Regions from separate parts of the Homo sapiens genome. Here region 2 is linked to region 1. A link is an interaction called in ENCODE POLR2A ChIA-PET data of the cell type or tissue named here. Cell type or tissue: CD4-positive, alpha-beta T cell. All regions are shown on one strand. Links, peaks and the distances in the headings refer to the core of each region. The heading gives the core; the rest is flanking DNA. Region 1 holds the start of LINC02763 (long intergenic non-protein coding RNA 2763). Region 2 overlaps LINC02762 (long intergenic non-protein coding RNA 2762).

Region 1 (4,388 bases), core at 321-4,320:
TTGTTACAGGGCAGGTGCCTTTGCTCATTCTGCCATTCCTTCAGGATGCTGCTTCTGGATGATGGGGGCCTTAGTAAGACTGGTGAATTCCATGATCACACATGCATTGTGTGGTAAAGTGGCCCTAGGAGCCAGCATTGGTGACTGGGTGGCTGTTGGGTGAAGCTGGTTACCATAGAACTGCTGTCTGGTCACAGCAGTGCAGAGCTGGTCACTGGTGACAATAGAGGTGGAACAGTGGTAAAGGGCCCAAGACAGATGAGGCTGAGGGGATCTGAGAAGATGCATAAGAAGAGTCTCATACAGAGGGCTTGTGGCTTAGAAAGCAAAATACAAACACAAGGCAGAAGAGACACTGACCTCCATGGGAGTTTCAACCTAGTTAGGGTGGAGGGGTGAGCATGGCGTGGAGTAGGTGAGGGGCTTTCAAGCACAGGTACGACAGAACCTGGTCTTGCAGGTCATGCGGACACGAGACTGGTGGAAACGGGAAAGTATTCCAGATGGTCATGGGCAGTGTCAAGAAGAACCCAGATGTGGGAGTGCATGAGTTTATTTAGGGGCTTGAACACAGACAAGTTTGGAGCTGGTTTGTGGGAAGGAATAATAAAATAATTTTAGTAGTGATAGGTAACTTTTATTGAGCCTGTATTGTATGCCTGACACCATTCTGAACTCTTACATGGATTACCTTATTTAAACCTCACAACTACTCCTTAAGGAGACAAGGTCAGTATTTGGGGGTATTTTGAAGAACCATCCAAAGAGTTGGGTCTTTACCATTGCCAAACTAGCACTGGAATAGCTGTGGGCCCCATGAAGACAGGGCCAATTTCTTGCTAACTTTTATATGCTTCGTTCTTTATATAGAGCCTGGCAAATGGGAAAGTATCCATGATATCACTGAATGTTACTAACAGCTATCCCTAACAATGCCCTCAGTGTATACCAGGCACTGTTGAAAGTGCTTGACATGGAAGAAGTTATTTAATCCTCACATAATCCTGTAAGGTAGGCACTAGTATTATACCCATTTTACAGATGAGAAAGTTGAGGCACAGAGATATTAAGTGACTTGTCCAAAGTAACAAAGAAAGAGGGGGCCAATGCCGGGCTTTGGACTCACATAGTCTGGCTTTAGAGTCCACACATTTAGTTAGTATGCCACATGGCCTCTCAAAAACCATTTAGGAGAAAGATTTGGAAATTCTATTGGAAATTAAATGATGGGGAAGGTTTTAAGCCTGGGTTGGTGGGAAGACAGGTGAACAGTTGTTTTAGGGGGTAAGAGGATGTACTTCATTGGGTCATCTATGGTCTCTCTGTTTCCTCCAGAGAGAAGGCATATGCTTCAGGCCTCAAGTATCAGCAGACGTGCAGCTCTGAACATCAGTAGGTGGTTTGTGTGTACATGTTTTCTCTTTTTTTCCCTACAGTGTATTTACACTCAAGATTGAGATAAACATCCATTTGCTTTAACACATGTGAAAATACCTTAGCAACTTCCTGCAGCTCTGGTCTGTTGCTAAGCAGTGACCCTACTGCTACCATGGCAACATCAGAGACTCCGGAGTGCTGCTGGTACCAGCCTCCTGTTCCTGACAAGACTTTGGGAAACTGTTAGCAGGGCCTTAGGAGCACTTTTGCTCTTGGGGGGCAGCCTTGCTCTATTGCTCGTTGGCACTGAGGGAAGCTCTCTGGGGAGAGGAGCCCACCAATGCTTGGCTGACAAGACCTCAGTCATGTCTGATGTGGCTTCACCTTTGCTGCCGTCTTCGTATCACTAGGGGAGCCCTGTGGAGTGGGGTGGAGTTCAAGATGGATTCTCAAGAAGTTATAGGAAGCTCTTTATCAATTCAATTCCTGAGAAGGGCCCACTTCAGGTACCTCCACCCAGCAGAGAGGAGCTATGGTACACCTTGGGGTGTGATCAGGCGAGACGACTATGTCCCTCAAGGGTTCTCAGTAGAAACAGAATCTTGCTCAGAGGTTTAGGAGACTTCACTGAAGGAACTGCTTACAGCAGTGTAGGCAGGACCAGGGGAACAGGTGATGGGTAGTGATGCCCCTGAAATAACAGCAGGAAGCCATTACCACCCCGAGCACTGAAGGGACAAGAGGAGGAAATGGCTTTATAGAAATGATATTCCAGTTTTAAAGCTGGTACCATGGAGCAGGGGCCACTCAGCAGAAGAGACAGTATGGGATGCAAATATTGCGAGAGATACAGCTCTGAGGAGGAAGGAGGAGAGTGAACAGCTGAAACTCATCTGTCATCCTTTGATCTTTGCCAGTGTGTCCCTTTAGCCAGATGGAACTGGAAACAGGCCACAAGGTAGCCCAGGTATTGTAGTCTGTGAGGGTATCAGCCTCTTGAGTACAGAGCAGAGATGGGAGAATAATGAATTTGGCGGGTGTGTATGATCTATAAATGTGGGGAAGGGAAACAGGCTAACTAACATGGCTGGGTTAGCTTGACTGGGAGCAGGCGGGCTGGGAGGAACAGAAACTCCAACAAGGTCTACCTGTGGGGTAGGATGAGACCCTAAGAGCAGAGCCAGCCACAGACACTGGAAGGAGCCATGTTTAACAGGGGGCATAGCATCTGGGATAACGAGTAGTCAACATGATGGAAGCCCAACATCCCACTGCCCTAAATGACCCTATAATAGCACTCTCCCTGACCCACAGGCAAGGCTGAGGGAGCTTTATAGGAAGTGTCTGGCCTCTGGGTTGCACAGCTGAATCATATCCCTTCAGGTTCTTCTAAACCTTCCTGTTACCTCCTCCACTTGGCCTTCCATTGGTCTCAATCTGACTGTTATTTCTCAGCCCAGTTACCTTGGATGGACAAAGTTTAGACCAGAACAGCATCAGCACTACCTGGGAACTTATTAGAAGTGCATATTTGCAAGGCCCCAGCTCAGACCTGCTTAATCAGAGGCATTTGGGTTAGGGCCCAACAATCTGTGTTTTAGCACTCTCTCCAAGTGATTCTGCTACACTCTGAAGTTGTGAAATAACTTCAACACCAAAACACTGAAGTTTGAGAACTAGTGATTTGGATTGTGTGATTAGCTTGCAACCCTCCATTTAACCTGAATGATGCTCCTACTGTCTTCTCTGGCTCATTGTTCTGCAGCCTCTGGCTAGCTCCACACATTCTTATGTTCTGTTCTAGCTTGGAGAGTTCCCACCAGGGATCAGAGACTTGGGCACCCATTTGCCTGAGAAGAAAGTTTGGAGAGAAGTAATCTAGGGAATTATGAGCAATTCAGGTGCTTGGACATAGGTAGTTAGCTGTTAGGTCCCAGCTGCAGAATTGGGATTCAGAGGTAGGACACTCTGAACTAGCAGGGGCAAGCTGATGAGCAAGTCAGGGGCTCCAGCATAGGGTGTGATGAGAGGCAGTCCTTCACAGATCTCTCCCATTTCTGCACATTCTGGAGACAAGCACCAACTTCCCTTTGCTCTGAACTATCTTTTCAAGGGTGTTTGTGTAGTGAACAGCCTGGAAAATAGAGATTGTATTTCTTTCTGGAGCAAAGAGCAGTCATAGCTATTGACCCTTATAAAGATTTAAGTTTCCTAAGTTCAGGGTTTCTATCTTATAATACAACCCACTGTGTGTGCAAGTGCCATCTGGCCTTCTTTATGTTGCCTTGTAGACACTGGGGCCTAGGGAACTGGTGCAAAAAATAATGATACACTGGCTGCTGCAATTACTGTAAGTAGTAAACTGCCTCTTGTCTCTGACCCTGGAGTCTCATATCTTCTATAAGTAATCATGAAAATATGGCAGGCTAACTTGTTACCTTGTAAGTATTATAAAATATCAGGCTCTTCACAGTTCTTGAGAGGCACAAAGTAGGCCTGAGCCTCAAGAAAGAAGGGGATGGACAAGCAGCAAATATGACCGAGAGCAGCAAAGCTAACCTGGGTCAGGGTTAGTGCTAGGGGTAGGGCAGAGCTGTGTGGGGTCACAGGGCTCTACCTGGTGGAAAAGGAGGGAAGAAGAGACCAGGATTCAAGATACCCTTTTAGGTAACAGTACCAATAAAGATAATAGACTTAATAGGCTGTGCTACTCCATTTGTGCTGCTATAATAGAATACCATGATCTAGGTAATTTATAAAGAATATAAATTTATTTTCTCGCAGTTCTGGAGGCTGGGAACTCCAAGATCAAGGTGCCAGCAGGCTTGATTGTCTGGTGAGGGAGGGCTGTGTCCTCTGGTGGGGAGAAATGCTGTGTCCCAACACAACATAGGGGCAAGAAGGGACAAGCCCCCTCTGTCAAGCCCCTTTATAAGGATACCTAATCTCATTCATGAGGGAGGAGCCCTCATGGCCTAATTGCTTCTTAAAGGCCCCACCTCTTTATACTA
Region 2 (4,388 bases), core at 276-4,275, 180 kb before region 1:
TGTTCCTTGGGCAGAGTGGAGCACTCGTCTTCCCACTGTGCTGTGGGGTCTTGGGGGGCTCTCGTGAAGAACTGTTGAGTAATTTATAAGACCGCACACCTGCATCTCCGGCTGACTCCCATTACATTTTCCTTGGCCTTGTTCCCACTCCCCTCTAATCAGAAAGACTCTTTAATGAGAGATCCACATTTTGCAAACTTCCTTTCTAGCAGAGACATTATTTGGAAACCAAAGTCTTCCTTCAGTTCCAAAGTGGGACCAGTCAAAGTGGATGTGGCCCTTCTGCCACCGTTACTTTTTTCTATGCAGGTAGAAATGGAAATAGGTTTTTCATAGATACATGCAATGGCATTCCGCTGAAGTTAGCAATGTAGGGAGAGCACTGGCCTAGGGGTCAGAAGTTCAGATTTTGTTCTTGACACTGCCTTTCATGTAAAACTTCAAGACTTTGAGCAATTTTACAAATCAACCCAAATCTCAGTTTTTAAATTAATAAAATGGGGATAATATTTTCTTTGTTTATCATCTTATCAAGTGCTTTAAATATGATCAAATTTCTATAAATAGAAGACATTCTTTATTACATGCCTTTGCATGGACTATTCATCACTTTCTAACAAAATTCCAATGGTTAATAGAGATTTGAGGTTTGACAGCAGCAGGAGAGGTGGGAACATAGAAAGAGTGATTAAATAATCCATCTAATCATATAAGGTAAGTTAGAGGCAGAGCTGGGGTTAAGCCTTAAACACAGGTCTTCTCCAGGTCCTGTTTTTTCCCAGCAGACCCTCCTGTCTCAGTTTGCAGTTGGCCCATCCTGATCTGACATAAAAGAAGAGACTCCATGTTGAGATCCAACCAGAGCGCTAGGCCCTGCCCACATGATAAATGTCTGTGTGTATCCTGAACAAGACTTTTAGTTAAAAGTGCTGACTGCTTTGTAAATCTCTACGCCTGGGAGATCAGACCTGTTGGCATTTTCTCCTCTTCCTCCAGTGTCTCACGTACCTTGGTGGGTGGAGGAGGAGGTGAGAAGAACTGCAGTAGGCAGGGACTCAGCAGAAGTAAGGCAGGTCTAGGGGGTGATTTTCTCATCTGTGCCTTCTGCGGACTTTGTGGGATGAAATAGGGTTAAACTAAATGACAAAACCTGAAGAAATGAGGCCTCACTTCCTTTGGTTTTGAAGCAGCAGAGGAAATGTGACAGGAAAAGCAAAAGGAGTAGGTACCACTGTTAGAGCACTTTATAGTTTACAAGGGCGTTCATGGGTGCTGGGCCACTGATCTTCACAAGCAACCCCGTGGGCCGGATTTTGTTATTGTTGCTGTAATCTGGACAAGGATCTGGATAACCAGTCCAGCCAAGATTAAGAACCACTGCTCTCTGCTTTCCCCAAATTCATGGCAGGGGATCAGTAACCTTCTGACTTATTGCTTCTCCAACTTTAATGTGCATAAGAAATACCCGTGGCTGTTGTTAAACATCAGATTCTGAACCAGGAGGTCTGGGAGGGCCTGAGATTCTGCATTTCTAATCAGCGACCAGGTGGTGCTGCTGGTCCTGGAACCACCTTTGAACAGTAAGGTAATCTGACCAATACACCTCCCTGATATTGACCACCTGCAGGGCTGGGTGTCACCTGACCCAGGATCCCCAGCTGTGCTCAGGTGGACTCTCCCCTTTCCACATGGCCCCCCTGCCTTTCTCCCCACCCTCTTTGTATTAGATTCTCCAAGGGTCCCATGACAGGCCTTCTGCAAGATGGGGAATGAGAACAGTTGGTAACTTGGCTCAGTCCAAATCTGAAATCTCAAAACCAGGAATGAGCAGGCAGGTGAGCCCACAGCGCAGCCCCAAGTCTAAGGCTGAAGACCTGAGAGCCCCCGGCAGGCTGATGGTGCAAGTCCCAGAGTCAGAGGCCAAAGGACTGGTGTCTGATGGCCAAGGGCAGGAGGAGAGAAAGCAAAGTATCCCATGTGGGAAAGGAGAGAGAGAGGGGATGGGGCGGCGGAGAGGAAACTCAGTAAGCTGAATATGCCCCCTCCTCTGCCTGCTTTGCTCTGGCCGTGCTGGCAGCCGACTGGATGGTGTCCTCCCCGTTGAGGGTGGGTCTTCCTCTCCCAGTCCACTAACTCCCAAGTTCACATCGTCTGAAAACACCCCCACAGACGCACCCAGAAACAATGCTTCACCAGCCACCTCGGCCTCTCTCAGTCCAGTCAAGTGGACAGCTGATATTCACACTCACACTCCCCAGCCATGCTGGTGTGGGACTCCGCCCGTTTGTGTGGTTGTACCCTGAGCCGCGGTGCCCCTTCCCTCCCACCACTGGATTTGCTCCTGTGGCTCCCAGACTGGGCTTCCTTCCAGCACTGCTTCTGGTGCCAGGGCCGGTGCCTTCCAGTTGCCCCATTTGTCGATGTCAGCCCAGTTCTAAGGTCTGCCAAGGCAGGAGGGAGGCTGTGCTGTGAAGACCAGAATGTCTGGTGTTTGGGATCAGAAGATTTGAGTCCTGCTGTGCTACTTCCTGGCTGTACGACCTTGAGCAAAAGTTACCTGACCTCCCTAAGCCTTAGTCTCCTCACATGTAAAGGGATGAAGATTGCTGCCTTATAGGTTTACTGTGAGATTAAATTAGATGATGTAGGTAAGGTACCCACATCAGAGACTGGTATGCTCAATAAGCAATCATTCTATTATCGAGGAGGTTGGAACTAAGCGTTTATTGAATATCCAGCATGTGCTGTACGTGGCACTAAGTGATTTGTAGACATCATCTCATTTGAGCCACAGAACAACCCTGCAAGGTACACATGATTTTCTCTATGGTACCGGTTAGGTAATTGAAATCAGAAAGGGTAATGACTCACCCAAGAATGCACAGCAAGCAGGCTCTAGGACCAGAACTTGCATTCCTATTTGTTGAACTTTGAAACCTTTTGCAGGTTTCTTTTCTTTTCTTTTTTTTTTTTTTTTTGAGATGGAGTCTCACTCTGACGGCTGGAGTGCAGTGGTGCCATCTCGGCTCACTGCAACCTCCACCTCCCAGGTTCAAGCGATTCTCCTGCCTCAGCCTCCAAAATAGCTGGGACTATAAGTGCATGCCACCACGCCTGGATAATTTTTGTATTTTTAGTAGAGATGGGGTTTTACTATGTTGGCCAGGCTGGTCTCGAACTCCTGACCTCAAGTGATCCACCTGCCTTGGCCTTCCAAAGTGCTGGGATTACAGGCATGTGGGCCCCTTTTGCAGGTTTCTTTGAGAGAGTTATTGCTGGTTTGACAGAGAAGAGGGGCTCAATGAACACCTGTCTTCTTAGATGTTTAGGGGAGGGAAAGCAGCACCCAGAGGGCTGAAAGGCAGCCTCGCTGCTCTCCATTTGCCGTTGGAGGACAGACTGGCAAACAGGAACAGGCAGGTTAGAGATGAACAGCCAGGTCAGAAAGTGACTTTGATGGGAGACACTAACAAATGCTGCCTGTCTAGCCCCTGCCCTGTGAGCGAGGGAATGTGGGGCCTGCAGGAACTATAGGCTTTTGCATCTTCCTCAAGAGCAAAAAGCAATTTTTTTTTTGTGCCCTAGTGGATCAAGAAGGAGCTGGTGGCAGCAGGGTGAGTAGAGTGGTTGGGGAATGAATGAGATTTCCCTGTGGTTGAGGCGTGGGATGGAACGGACACACCAGCAGGCTCCCACCGACTCTCCATGCAAAAGAGTCCTGAGGGGCCCAAGCTCACCCATCTCATCATCTGCCAGACCCAGGCACTGCCCATCATGAGTCTCTGCCTTTGCTGCCTGTGGCACTAGGTTGTTGATGTGTAATGTAAATCGTGCCTCCAGTAAAGCAGCCTGACAGCGGGGAGTATGCTGATGAGAACGTGAAAGTGGACTGGGGAGGCTGCAGGGAGCTGGCAGCTTGAAGTCCCAAATAATGGGCCGTGGAGCTTGTCTGGTCCCTTGCGGTGGACTCTTGCCCATCCCACGCCTTGCTCAGTGGGATGAGGAAACCACAGGGTGAGGGATGGAGACTGAGGCTAGAGACCTTAGATACGGCTGTCCCAGAGACTGGTTACTTAGCTCACTGTCCCCTCCAACCAGGCAAGCTGTGGCACAGTGCCCGACATGCTCCTTAGAACGGTGGCAGCATTGCCATGCGCTGCTGTGCAGTAGGAGGACAGTGACGCTTTTTGCACTGCCCTTTCACATCTCTTAGTGCAGGCATTAAGATGAATCCATTTCACGGAGGAAGAGACGGAGCTAAGAGAAACTCAGCCAAAGTCTCCTGGCTTCCCAGTGACGGTGTTGGCCCTGTCTTACCGGATGGGAAACAGCACTCCACCTTACTTTATACCAGCTCTTGTAGCTCTAAAGCTTGTAGTTGTCTATCT

What was found. Peaks named below come from ENCODE experiments on the same cell type or tissue, not always from the same donor. Only the 100,000 strongest peaks of a DNase experiment are listed, where the experiment ranks them.
Region 2: POLR2A ChIA-PET joins it to region 1 with 5 read pairs; 3 of 35 experiments call an interaction of 5 or more read pairs at or near these places.

What each region holds. Positions count from the first base shown.
Region 1 is chr11:112,480,573-112,484,960 of GRCh38, forward strand. LINC02763 (long intergenic non-protein coding RNA 2763) reads left to right here and starts at 1,660. Exons shown (of 3, transcript NR_120559.1): 1 at 1,660-1,883. In CD4-positive, alpha-beta T cell, for the core only: no CTCF peak of the experiment used is centred there; no DNase peak of the experiment used is centred there; H3K27me3 peaks cover 307 bases.
Region 2 is chr11:112,296,430-112,300,817 of GRCh38, forward strand. All of the region lies in intron 2 of LINC02762 (long intergenic non-protein coding RNA 2762), which reads left to right. Among named protein-coding and RNA genes, the nearest start is that of LINC02762, 28 kb to the left of the region's middle. In CD4-positive, alpha-beta T cell, for the core only: no CTCF peak of the experiment used is centred there; no DNase peak of the experiment used is centred there; H3K4me3 peaks cover 552 bases; H3K27ac peaks cover 1,461 bases.